Regions from separate parts of the Homo sapiens genome. Here region 1 is linked to region 2. A link is an interaction called in ENCODE POLR2A ChIA-PET data of the cell type or tissue named here. Cell type or tissue: K562. All regions are shown on one strand. Links, peaks and the distances in the headings refer to the core of each region. The heading gives the core; the rest is flanking DNA. Region 1 has its middle 18 kb from the start of GSN. Region 2 overlaps GGTA1 (glycoprotein alpha-galactosyltransferase 1 (inactive)).

The links. Peaks named below come from ENCODE experiments on the same cell type or tissue, not always from the same donor. Only the 100,000 strongest peaks of a DNase experiment are listed, where the experiment ranks them.
Region 1: POLR2A ChIA-PET joins it to region 2 with 6 read pairs; 2 of 35 experiments call an interaction of 5 or more read pairs at or near these places.

Annotation. Positions count from the first base shown.
Region 1 is chr9:121,246,604-121,253,017 of GRCh38, forward strand. It overlaps a transcript of GSN not described here. Among named protein-coding and RNA genes, the nearest start is that of GSN, 18 kb to the right of the region's middle. RefSeq lists an enhancer at 3,217-3,266. In K562, for the core only: no CTCF peak of the experiment used is centred there; a DNase peak (open chromatin) is centred at 3,178.
Region 2 is chr9:121,468,140-121,474,553 of GRCh38, forward strand. All of the region lies in intron 1 of GGTA1 (glycoprotein alpha-galactosyltransferase 1 (inactive)), which reads right to left. Among named protein-coding and RNA genes, the nearest start is that of GGTA1, 28 kb to the right of the region's middle. RefSeq lists an enhancer at 4,184-4,746. In K562, for the core only: no CTCF peak of the experiment used is centred there; no DNase peak of the experiment used is centred there; H3K27me3 peaks cover 1,377 bases.

The DNA of each region.
Region 1 (6,414 bases), core at 1,464-5,463, 220 kb before region 2:
AGACTCATGAAGAACATAGTTCACAATATCAGGTCCCTCCATATCCTTTCTCCAGCTCTCATCGCCGCTCTTCAGCATTACCATGACTGTCTATCACCACCCTCTCATTGCAGACCAGCTTCCTTCATTTTCCAGCCCACATCATGGAAAACTTGCACAAGTCCAAGTTCAGCCATTCAGATAGAGACAGGTTTTTTTCTCCAGACCCAGTTCCAAAACTTCTGGAAGAAGAGCTTGATTGGTCCGGAAGCTGAGATTGTCCCGTCCAGTGGGGAGGGCCCACTCCTAAGTGAGTCATGGCCAGAGTTTAAGGCGTGTGTGATATGGCTGCTCCTGTGGTTCCTGTGGTGTTCCTGTAGGCAGAAGAGCAATTCCCAGAGACGTGTAGGTGGGAAGTGGGAGGCAGACAGAGCAATAGGCATCTATATAGTTGAGTCAGGCCAGATCATGAGATCATGAATGGGTGCAAAAATTGCTGAGAATGATGCCTTGGGCAGGTTGAATTTTGGTTGACTGCGGAAAGTCAGCCAGCAGGGGCAAGGAAGACTCGGTTCCCGGCTGCCCCAGGGTGCTCACAGGGGCTTGCTCAAGTTCAGTGGTCATTGCAGCCCATGGATAGTCAGGAACCAGCCAGACCAGAGGTGCTCAGGCCTTGGTGCTCAGGGAAAGAAAGGCTATATCAGTGCTCAAGGGCCCATCTACTCCCACGCAAGGGAGCCCCCGCCACACTGCTGTCTGGCATTTGTCCCACATTGTTCCAATTCTTACACCATCAGGCTTAAAAATACAACGCAACAACTGTAGCCTTCCAACTGTGCAGCCTCTGACTTCCACCTTCCATTCTAGTGACATAGTATTGAGAACATCCTGACTCACACCCATAAGTAGTTGCAAACTGAAATCGTTTTTCTTCATCTTCCATTGCAACGTCAGTCTGGCTTTTAAGCTACTTTTCAATTAAACTGATCCAGAAGCTTGAGAGAGAAGTGAGTAGAAAATGTTTTATTTGAGTTTAAATCACTAATCTAGGCAATAGCTGTGGGTATTCTGTAGCATTCATTTGAATCAGGAGGAAAAGAGCATCCAAGATTTAAAATAAGTACAAAAAGCATCCAAAATAGAATAATCAAATCACCAAATCAAATAATCAAATTGACTTAGTTGTTACACTGGGATCCTAATGAACCCCAATGTTAGCCCTACTTGACTCACGAGATTCTGGTAATGGGTCACTGATAAAGCCCAGGTAAAGCAACCTCACCCCCCCACCCCACCACCCCCAGTGCCCACCACACCCCGCCACTGCAAGGGAGTCTCACCAATGAAGGCCATCCATGAAGAGGGGCAGTCTTCAGTTCATTAGGAGAGTATGTATATGCTATGCTATGTATTTGCATAGAAATGAATAAGGTGCTTCCACATTCTCTCCTTTATTTGATCCCAACAAAGGGAGTTAGATAGGACAGATGTTATTTTATAAAGGAGGAGACTGAGTCTCAGAGAAGTGCTGTAAAGTATCCCCATTAGCCAGTGATACATAAAGAAGAAAACAATTGTTATAACTTCAAGCCCTTGACTCTTTTTTTTTAGCAGGGGGGTCAGAGTCTCACTCTGTTGCCCAGGCTGGAGTGCAATGATGCAATCTCGGCTCACTGCAACCTCTGCCTCCCAGGTTCAAGTGATTCTCCTGCCTCAGCCTCCTGAGTAGCTGGGATTACAGGTGTGCACCACCACACCCAAGCCCTTGTCTCTTTCCTTAATCCTCCCTCCCTCTCTTTCATCTTCCTCCTTCTCCCTTCTTCCCTTCCCTTCCTTCACTTCCCTTCTCTTGCCTTCCTTCTTTCCTTTTTCTCTCCTCCTCTCCCTTCCCCATCTCGTCCCTCCTTCCTTCCATAAATTTATTGAGTCTTACTATGGGTCAAGACCTAGGCTTGAAACTGGGGGTTTGAAAATACATGAGATCTGGTTACTGCTCTGAAAGAACACAGCAGGGGAACAGGTGTATCCAAAGCTAAAAATGGATACAATATGGAGGCATTCAGAGGCAAGGAGGACATTGAACTGGGCCTTGAAGGATAAGTAACACGACCAGGTAGAGGTCATGGAAATGGGAAAGGCATCCTAGGCAGAGGGAACAGAGAGAGCAAATGCCTTAGAAGACACACAAACATAGATTATTGGTGGGGTGGGCAGGGGAGAAGCCCTGGTGTCTGGGAAAGAAGGCGAGTAGGTGAGGCTGGTGCTAGATCAAGGAAGGCCTTGGAGGCTGTGCTAAGAGGTCTGGAAGGTGATGGGGGCTGTTGAAGATTTTTAGGCAGGGAAATGACAGGGTTATGTTTTTAAGAAAGATCATTTAGAGGCCATCGTGTAGTGGATGATTAGCACGAGATGAGATTGGGGGCACTGAGGCCAGTTAGGAGACTTTTGTGACAATCTAGATGTAAGATGATAACATAGGAGCTGAGGCAATGGGAGATGGTGAGGAGGGGCTTATTTCAAAAGATTGAGGAGATAGACTTGATAGGACTTGGCAACAGAGGTGCAGGCAGGATGATGTCTAAGGAGATGCAAGAGACTGGGCGTGGTGGCTCACACCTGTAATCCCAGCACTCTGGGAGGGTGAGGCGAGTGGATCACCTGACTCCAGGAGTTTGAGACCAACCTGAGCAACATGGTGAAACCTGGTCTGTACAAAAAAAAAAATTTTTTTTTAAATACAAAAATTTAGCCAGGCATGGTGGCATGTGCCTGTGGTCCAAGCTACTTGGGAGGCTGAGGCAGGAGGATCACCTGAGCCTGGGAGGTGGAGGCTGCAGTGAGCCATGATCGTGCCACTGCATTCCAGCCTGGGCGACAGCCTGAGACCCTGTCTCAATAAATAAATAAATAAGATGCAAGAAAGTAACCATGAAGTGGTTCATGCCACTTAATTCCTTCCCAAATAACATGTCCTTATCATCCCTTCCTTTCAGAGGATATATTTCTATTTATCTATTCTTTCTCTCTGATACGACTTTCTCAAGACTGGTTCTCCTTTCTGGTTTGGGCAGCAATATTTTTTTCCACTTCCTGTTTTCTGGTGTCTGATTCCTCAATAAACAAGGTCATGGTGAGAAATAGCCACATGTATACCTGGGGACTTTCTGCCCTGGTCACCAGTGATTGGACCAGGTGGGCACGTGAGCAAGCTGGGCCAATCAGAGTCCTTCTCTGTGTTCTTGAAATTAGGGAAAGAAAATGGCTGCTGCTTTCTTGAAAGAAATGGAAACTAGGTGGCTTTGGCTGATGATTCAAGTGGCTGTTTCTTGAGAAGTAAAAAAGCTGGTTTTTTAGTGAGTGAGAATAATGACGTCTATGCTCAGGGAGAAACAGATGAGAGAAGAAAGAGGGCTGTGTGGTTCCCATAGAACTTGGAGATGATGCTACCTTATCCTGAAGCCGGGATGTAAGTCTAGCCTTTGGCTCCCTGTTGCTTGAGCTAGCTCTGGTCGTACTTTCATACATTTGTCTACAGATGCTGTTACAAAACTCACACACCAATGACTATATCTTCTGGAAGTACCTTTGCCTTTGTGCAATTTACTCTCTAGATCCTTCTCTTTTTTTTTTTTTTTTTTTTGAGATGGAGTCTCACTCTGTCGCCCAGGCCGGAGTGCAGTGGCACAATCTTGGCTCACTGCAACCTCCGCCTCCTGGGTTCAAGTGAATCTCCTGCCTCAGCCTCCTGAGTAACTGGGATTACAGGTGCCTGCCACTACACCCAGCTAATTTTTTGTATTTTTAGTAGAGACGGGGTTTCACCATGTTGGCCAGGCTGGTTTCGAACTCCTGACCTTGTGATTTGCCCGCCTTGGCCTCCCAAATTCTGAGATTACAGGCGTGAGCCACGGCGCCCAGCCGATCTTTCCCTTTTTGGCTTATCACACCTGTTTGGTGTGTGTGTGTGTGCTTTGAGATAGGGTCTGGCTCTGTCACTCAGGCTGTAGTGCAGCTGTGTGATCTTGGCTCACTGCAACCTCTACTTCCCAGGCTCAAGCCATCCTCCTACCTTAGGCTCCCAAGTAGCTGAGACTACAGGCATGTGCCACCACGCCTGGCTTATTTTTTGTATTTTTAGTAGAGATGGGGTTTCACCATGTTGGCCAGGCTGGTCTCGAACTCCCGACCTCATGATTCACCTGCCTCGGCCTCCCAAAATGCTGGGGTTACAGGTGTGAGCCACCATGCCCCTCCAATCCTTCCCTTTTTTGCTTATCATGCCTGCTTGGGGTGTGTGTGTGTGTGTGTGTGTGTGTGTGTGTGTGTGTGCTTTGAGACAGGTCTGGCTCCTACCTTAGCCTCCCAAGTAGCTGGGACTACAGGCACTTGCCACCATGCCTGACTAATTTTTTGTATTTTTTTTTGTAGAGTTGGGGTTTCGCCACATTGTCCAGACTGGTCTTAAACTCCTGAGCTCTAGCTATCCTCCTGCCGCGGCATCCCAGCATACTGAGATTACAGGCATGAGCCACTGCACCCGACCCTGTTTGTTTTTTTAAGTAAATTTTTGAACTGAAGTATAACATACCTACAGCTGATGTGTTCTTTTTTTTTTTTTGAGATGGATTCTCACTCTTCACCCAGGCTGAAGTGCAGTGGCATGATCTCAGTTCACTGCAACCTCCGTCTCCCGGGTTCAAGTGGTTCTCCTGCCTCAGCCTCCCAATTAGCTGAGATTATAGGCACCTGTCACCATACTTGGCTAATTTTTAATTTTTAATTTTTTTTATTTTTAGTTGAGACAGAGTTTCACCATGTTGGCCAGGCTGGTTTCGAACTCCTGGCCTCAAGTGATCCACCCAACTCGGCCTCCCAAAGTGCTAGGATTATAGGCGTGAGCTACCGTGCCCAGCCTGATGTTCATTTTTAAACAACTCATTTGCAATTATTTTTAAAATCATCATTCTAAATTAAATATAAGAAATAATATTGTTATATCACCTCTAAACATTGAAAAATGTGCTGATGCTGGTAGGTAATGGACAATGGAGGTGTTGAGGGTAGGTGAATGGGTGTGGAGAAAGACATACAAATGGCCAGGCGCGATGGCTCACACCTGTAATCCCAGCACTTTGGGAGGCTGAGGCAGGAAGATCACCTGAGGTCAGGAGTTCCAGACCAGCCTGGCCAATGTGGTGAAACCCTGTCTCTATTAAAAATACAAAAAAATTAGCCGGGTGTGGTGGCAGACACCTGTAATCCCAGCTACTCAGGAGGCTGAGGCAGGAGAATCACTTGAACCCGGGAGGCAGAGGTTGCAGTGAGCCGAGATCATGCCATTGCACTCCAGCCTGGGCGACAAGAGCAAAACTCTGTCTCCAAAACAAACAAACAAACAAAAGACATACAAACAATTCAAGTATAATTTGAAAAATTAGAAGCATTTATTCAACAAATGCTTATTCAGTGCCCACTATGTACCAGGCACTGTAAAAAAAAAATGCCAGGAAGTCAGTCCCATAGAACTTAAGTGTTGATGGGGGTATATAAAAAGAGATGTGGCCAAACCAGGAAGGGTCAATTCATTTTACCCCAGGGATAAGAAATGGGGAAGGTAGCATTTGAGCTGGGCTTAAAAGGAGAAGTAGAATTTTGACAGTTGGAGTAGGTAGAAAAAGGGCATTATATGTTCAGAAACCAGCGTGAGCTAAGATATGGGGGAGTGATGGTTCAAGGACACGCTTGGGGAGTTGGGAGAAGACTCCTGTGGCCAGTGGTGGATTATGAGTTTGGGAAGGTGGACAGTGGCAGGAAATGAAGCTGGAGGGGCTCCAGGAGGCAGATTTCAAAAGATCTTGAATGCTACATATGACGGAGACATTTACTGTTCACCAAGTATCTATCTACCTACTTTCCACATTTCCTAGTCTTTTGGCAGTTGGAGGAACCACATGACTAGTTTCACCAATGGGCTATAGGCAAAAGCCACACATGTTAGTTCTGGGCTAAAGCATAAAAGAGTGAGTGTGAGCTCTCCCTTAGCTTTCCTGCCTCACTGTAATGAACAAGGCAGCCACGTCTTCCAAGTGCAACTTCAATATGGTGGCCTCTGCATCAGTCTGGGGTCCATGAGTGATTATGTGGAGCACATGCATTGGATATGTGTCATGAGCAAGAAATAAACTTTTGCTGTATTAAGACACTAGGATTTCGGGGGGGCAATTTGTTACTATAATATAACCTAACTTTTCCTGACTGATACACCAGGGTAAGAAATTCAGAATTTACCCTGGAGGTGGAAAGTAGCTTGTCTTAGTCAGTCTGGGGGGACTATAGGAAAATACCATGAACTGGATGGCTTATAAACAAAAGACATTTATTTCTCACAGTTCTAGAGGCTGGAAGTCTAAGATCAGGGTGCCAGCATAGTTGGGC
Region 2 (6,414 bases), core at 1,312-5,311:
GGTATTTCTCCTAATGATATCCCTCCCCTAGCCCCCCATCCCCTGACAGGCCCCGGTGTGCGATGTTCCCCTCCCTGTGTCCAGGTGTTCTCATAGTTCACCTCCCACTTACGAGTGAGAACATGCGGTGTTTGGTTTTCTGTTCCTGTGTTAGTTTGCTGAGAATGATGGTTTCCAGCTTCATCCATGTCCCAGCAAAGGACATGAACTCATCCTTTTTTATGGCTGCATAGTATTCTATGGTGTATATGTGCCACATTTTCTTTATCCAGTCTATCATTGATGGGCATTTGGGTTGATTTCAAGTCTTTGCTATAGTGAATAGTGCTGCAATAAACACATGTGTGCATGTATCTTTATAATAGAATGATTTATAATCCTTTAGGTATATACCCAGTAATAGGATTGCTAAGTCAACTGGTATTTCTGGTTCTAGATCCCTGAGGAATCGCCACACTGTCTTCCACAATGGTTGAACTAATTTACATGCCCACCTAATTCTTTCTAAAAGGATACATTTAGGATGATCTAACTAGAGCTGAGGAGTCTGTTCTACCTTAAATTGCATAGACCTGCAGTGGCAGATCATGCCAATTTGGTTAATAGAGGAGGCTGCCTCCATTGGCAAGGGTGCTAAGGCCACACTGGGGCTCAGAGGGGAGGTATCCCTATCTGCCATGGATGTAGGAGACAATGGAAGTAGCTGTACATGGTTCCCAGGGACTCCAGTTGCCTCCCAAGTCTGATCGCCCCACCTTTTATCTCGTGACTGTGAGGAGCCACCCCATCCCCAACCTCCATGCCCTTGGTATAGTGATAACACATTCCCTTGCTCAGAGGAGAAAATGACCCTGGGTTTACAAGCTAGGCCCCATCCACTTCCCAGCTACCCCCAGCGTAGCCTCATCACACTCACAGGCAAGCAAAAAAAATGGTACACAGCAGGTGCATAGATATTCCCTGATCGCTGCGTGAAACTGCTTAAAAAAGCAGGGGTGCTGTGTGAAGAATAACAGGCCAGGAAGTACTTTAATGTGGGTGATCAGGGAAGGCTCACTGTGTAGGTAAAAGTAAAGTCGAGTCCCAAGGGATAAAGAGGGATGGAAAAGGATGAAAAGCACCATAAGAAGGAATGAGACTATTTTGGGAGCAGCATATGTAACAGGCTGACAGGTGAAAAAACTTCTTGTATTTAAACAGACAGCATTAAAGAAGAAAAATACTGTCACCTCAGCATGGCTGGATCCAAGGAGGGGTGCTAGTTGGCAACAGGATGGCGGACAGGGCAAATAGACGATGAAAGGCATGGGAGGGAGGAAAGGGAGCCACAAGCACCTTGGAAGCCAGAGAATAACCAGATTTAACTTCATGCAGAGATGCCTGCCTGTGTGCTGGGGTGTGGAGGGTAGATCAGAGCTGACAGCAGCGTGGAGAATGAGGTGGCAGACTACTCTGATGGCCAAAACGAAGGGGTGGCTGTATTGCATACATGTTTTTTTCTTGGCTATATGTTATGATGTTTTCACATCTTCAAAAACCTCTCTGGCTGAGGAGATAATGTCCTCTTCTATGACTAGCCAGTTCTTAGAGATAGCCAGGGCTCAGCTAGAAGCATGCCTTTGATATACAAATGAACCAATCCTGAGCTGTAGATCTTCACCTGCCCTGCACACCCCAGGAGGCAATATGACTTGGCCTTAAGCATCCCATCAGGGCCAGGTACGGGACAACTAGGGGCCATCCCTACAGCCTAAAGCCCTCTGAAATTACTCAAACTAGTCCATCCTAAACTGTTCACCCTGCACTGTCTTTCCCATGGAAACCTCAATAAGGGCTCTGGCCTCAGTCTTCCCCTTGCTGCCTGTCTTCTGTCTCCTGACCACCCTTGTGTCTTTCCCATGTGGTCCCATGTGGTCCCATATGGTGTGCTATGCCTCCTGTCTTTGGGACCCGTGAGCATAATAAACATTGTTTTTTCCTGAGCTTTTCCTGTGTCTCCTCTTGTGATCACACTGGACTGACCATCACATAAAAGAATACATAACAGTGGCCTGTGTTAAAAAGTAGGTAGAGAGATGGAAAGTGGTAGATTAATCAAAATATACCTTGGCAAGAGAATTGATAGGATTTGGCTGGTCATGTAGGTGTCAGGGACAAGGGAGAAGAAAGAAACAAGGTTTCTGTCTAAGCAGTCAGGTGGACAATTGTAGCATTTTCTGAGATGTGTTGGATGGAAGAGGAATTGGTTTGAGGGGTAAGAATCATGAGTTCCCACTTGAATATGTTAATTTTGAGGTGTCTACACACTCCTAAATGGAGATGACAAGAGGCAAACAGACATTCAAGTCTGAAGTTCAACAGAGATATGGGCTAGACATGCAGTTGGAAGAGTTGTTCACATATGGAAGGTAGTTAATGTGAAGGAAATGAATGAGGCTGTAACTGTCTTTGCAAAATTATAACTAAATAAATTATGACAGTGAAAGACATCAGACCTAACCAATTCCATCTTGCTCCTAACCTCTAACCTGTCATCCATTCCTGGGCGTAGGCTTAATTAGCCTTGGGAAGGAATTTAGTTTATAGTTTAAATAATAGCCCTTCCCAAAAGCTAAACTGTTCTTGTAAAATGAATGAAGGCCACCAGCCACCAAGTTAGAATGAGAGGGGCTGGAATTCTAAATATTACCAGCCATTATTCTGGAGGTCATAAGATTTTCAGGGAGACTGATTTGAGTAATAATAAAACTTCAGTCTCCCGCATAGCGGGCTCTGTGTGAATTACTCTTTTCTCCTTTGCAATTCCCCTGTCTTGATAAATCAGCTCTGTCTAGGCAGCGGGCAAGGTGAACCCCTTGGGCGGTTACAAGGTTACCTTGTGAGAGAATGTAGAGAGAGGAAAAGGAAAGAAGCCGGCCCTGGGCTGAAGCCTGAAAATGTCAACATTTTGAAGTAGGATTGAGAAGAAACCCGGGAGGGAGGAAGAAAACCAAGACTGTGGACCTCTGGAAGCTAAGAGGAGACAGTGGCCAGCCACACACCAAATGTCATTGCTTTGTGAAACCACATCCCACCCCTGCCCACCCAGCAGCTGAGTCCCCCTTCTCTTCTTGGGCTCCCCCTGTCTATTCACGTTGCTGTACATGTTGTTTTTGGAGGTGGCTCTGCCTCCGGTATCAGTTAGTCTGTGAGCTTCCTGAGTGCAGGAGGTGTGTTTTATTCAACCCTGAATCCCCAGTGCCTCACATAGAGTACACGAGGCACTCCATTAATGTTTGCTGAGTGAATGAAATCAAATAAGAATGATACTTAAATTTGTTCTCTGGACACAGGTCATTTTCCAATTCTTTTCAAAGAGATTTCTTAGATGATTCCAGACTCAGATCTCATATCTTACAAACCCTTTATTATGAAATCCAGTTAAAGAAGAGAAAGAGTGGGATCTTCAGAAAGTGAGCTCTGTTTGGAAACAAAAAAGCTGGGCTGAATTCAATGTTATAACCCAACTTCCAGCTTTCCACACAACTGTGATGGGCAGTATTCCACAGACCCTGAGATGACGAGTTTGCTGGGTAAAGATAGTCTCAGGCCTCTTCCCTCTAAGTACCATATGAGCCAGCACATACAGCCCCAGACCCGTGGCAAAGTCAGAAAAGGCAGATGGCTGCAGGCAACTCATCCCCCACTGCTGAGAAAAGTCACTAGAGTCTGCATCCGAAGCACCAGCATTGAGTGCTGGAAAAGTCTTAGTTTCGGGTGCAAAAACCTAAGGCTGTGGCCACCTCTCTGTGCCGATGTCCTCACTTCCAGAGAAGTGGGGATGGTGGTAGCCACAGGCTTTGGAGTGATGTGGGGATGTGAGTCTCAACTTTGACAAATGAAGCTGGGTAACCCTGAGCAGTGGCCCTCATCAACAACTCCAGAAAGCTCTGAAAACCCAACACCTTTTTGTAATTCAATTGGCATCAAGGCCCTAACTGACATGAGGCCATTTATAATCTTTATCCCACTGAGTGAGGCTGTTTAAACATTTCTATGCATAAATATTGATGTATTTTATTATGTGGTGCTGCTGCACCAGGAATGTTATATATGATACATAATCCATGTCCAAAAAATTCTGAATTCCAACACATCTGGCCCCAGGGTTTCAGATAAGGGATTGTGGACCTCTACTGGATCACATTAAATTAATAGTGATGATTACAAGAGATAATGTTGCCCATAAAATATTTAGCACTGTGCCTGGCATCGTATAAATGCAGAAGAAAAAAAAAAGTCCACTAGTTCTTATTACTGATAGCCATAAAACAGGCTGTTGGGAGGATGCAATGAGATAGCACAGTGCCTGGTATTTAGCAAGTGCTCAAAACAGATTTGAAGGAAAGAAAGGAGGGATTTGGAATAAGAACATGTTATACAATGAAGTGCAAATAAATGCAAATGAAGGACTCTAAAGGTTTACCCATCTGTTCTGTGTCATAGCCTGATTAAGGATGCCTCAGAAGTGGGATGTGACTTTGATTCTCTTTGATCAAGCCTCAGGCGCTGCTACAACCCCCTATGTGTGCCGAGGAGGCAACAGAGAGGCTGGCTGTGTGTCCCAAGCCTTGCCAACCCCACCTGCTGAGGATCAAATGCAAATTGTAAGGAACGTTAGGCAGAGAAAGGTGAAAACTCTCACGGTTGGAAACATTGGCGCTTACATCAGGGATAGCCCGAATCAGACATACCTCCAAATCCCCGCTCCAAATACAGAGATGTTTATGATTTTTTTTTATTCCAAAAATTAGCATCAGAAGCAACTCTTGAAGCCCACTTCTTTCTGGAGCTTATCTATGGCTTGAATCTGCCTGCTTTTTTGCTGTGGTCAATCGTTACTCTTGTTTAAGACTTACAATTGGATGACCGGGTGCAAACCTGTAATCTCAGCACTTTGGGAGGCTGAGGTGGGCGGATCACTTGAGGTCAGGAGTTCGAGACCAGCCTGGCCAACATGGCAAAACCCCTTCTCTACTAAAAATACAAAAATTAGCTGGGTGTTGCGGCACATGCCTGTAATACCGGCTACTTGGGAGGCTGAGGCAGGAGAATCACTTGAACCCGGGAGGCAGAGGCTGCAGTGAGCAAAGATCATGCCACTGCACTCCGGCCTAGGTGACAGAGCAAGACTCCATCTCAAAAAAAAAAAAAAAAAAAGACTTAGAATTGGAAGCCGTCCGAACGAGCCAATTTTGCATCCTTCAGCAAAGCACTACAAATAGGCGGTGACATGCTTCCTGGAATCTGGAATCCAAGCCTCCAGGGAGGAAAGGTTGGCAGGGTGGCCAATGGGTCTTTTAAAACATTTTTATTTTTCTCTCTGGACAAAAAAATGAGGCATTTGGCAGCCATTGTGGTCTAAAAGTTCTTCCCTTGTGTGTTTGTCTCTCTGAATTTTCAACTGTGTAATTCTGAAGACTGGTGGTTCACTGTCCTACCCACCAGTAAGAAACATGGGTTTGGGCCAGGCACAGTAGCTCATGCTTGTAATCCCAGCACTTTGGGAGGCCAAGATGGGCAGATTGCTTGAGCCCAGGAGTTCGAGACCAGCCTGGGCAACATGGGGAAACCCCCTCTCTACAAAAAGTAGCTGGGTGTGATGGTGCATACCTGTAGTCCCAGCTATTGGGGAAGCTGAGGTAGGAGGATCACTAGAGCTTGGGAAGGTCCAGGCTGCAGTGAGCCGTGATCAAGCCACTGCACTGCAGCCTGGGCGACAGAGTGAGATCCTGCAAGAAAGAAAGAGAGAAAGAGAGAAGGAGAGAGAGAGAGAGAGAGGGAGGGAGGGAGGGAGAGAGAGAGAGAGAGAAAAGAAAGAAAGAAAGAAACAAGGAAAGAAAGAAAAGAAAGGAAAGAAAGAAAGAAAAGAAAAGAAAGTTCTAAAATTCTCCTTTCAAGGGGTGGAGCACAGAATTAGGACCTTCCAAGTATTAACACCCTGTCTTAAGTGGGAGAGTGGAACCCTGATGTCCCCTGGGTCCCACCCCTCAGAGGACTGGGTGAACTTGGCCAGCCCCAGTTGCACAGCCTGCAATGGTCCAGAGCCCTCCTGCCATCTCTCAGACCCTCTGCCTTAATACTCTTATACTTTCTCTCTGAATCCATCCTATGGCCCCAGACCATTTGTAGAACTCAGTTAACCAGAACTCAGCGCCTGCACTGCTTCCCAAATGCAAGCACTCTCACCCCCATTCCTGGAACGTGTGCAGATTATGCTAAAAATATAGAGGCATTTTGCAAGGCAGGGTCACATTGTACAGCCTGTCATTTCTCCACCTTCCTCACTCTACCCTCACCCTCCTCCTTTTCCGCTTCTGTTTCCTTGTAGTGTCAGACAGACTTTTCCATATGGCCTATAAGTGAATTCTTCCC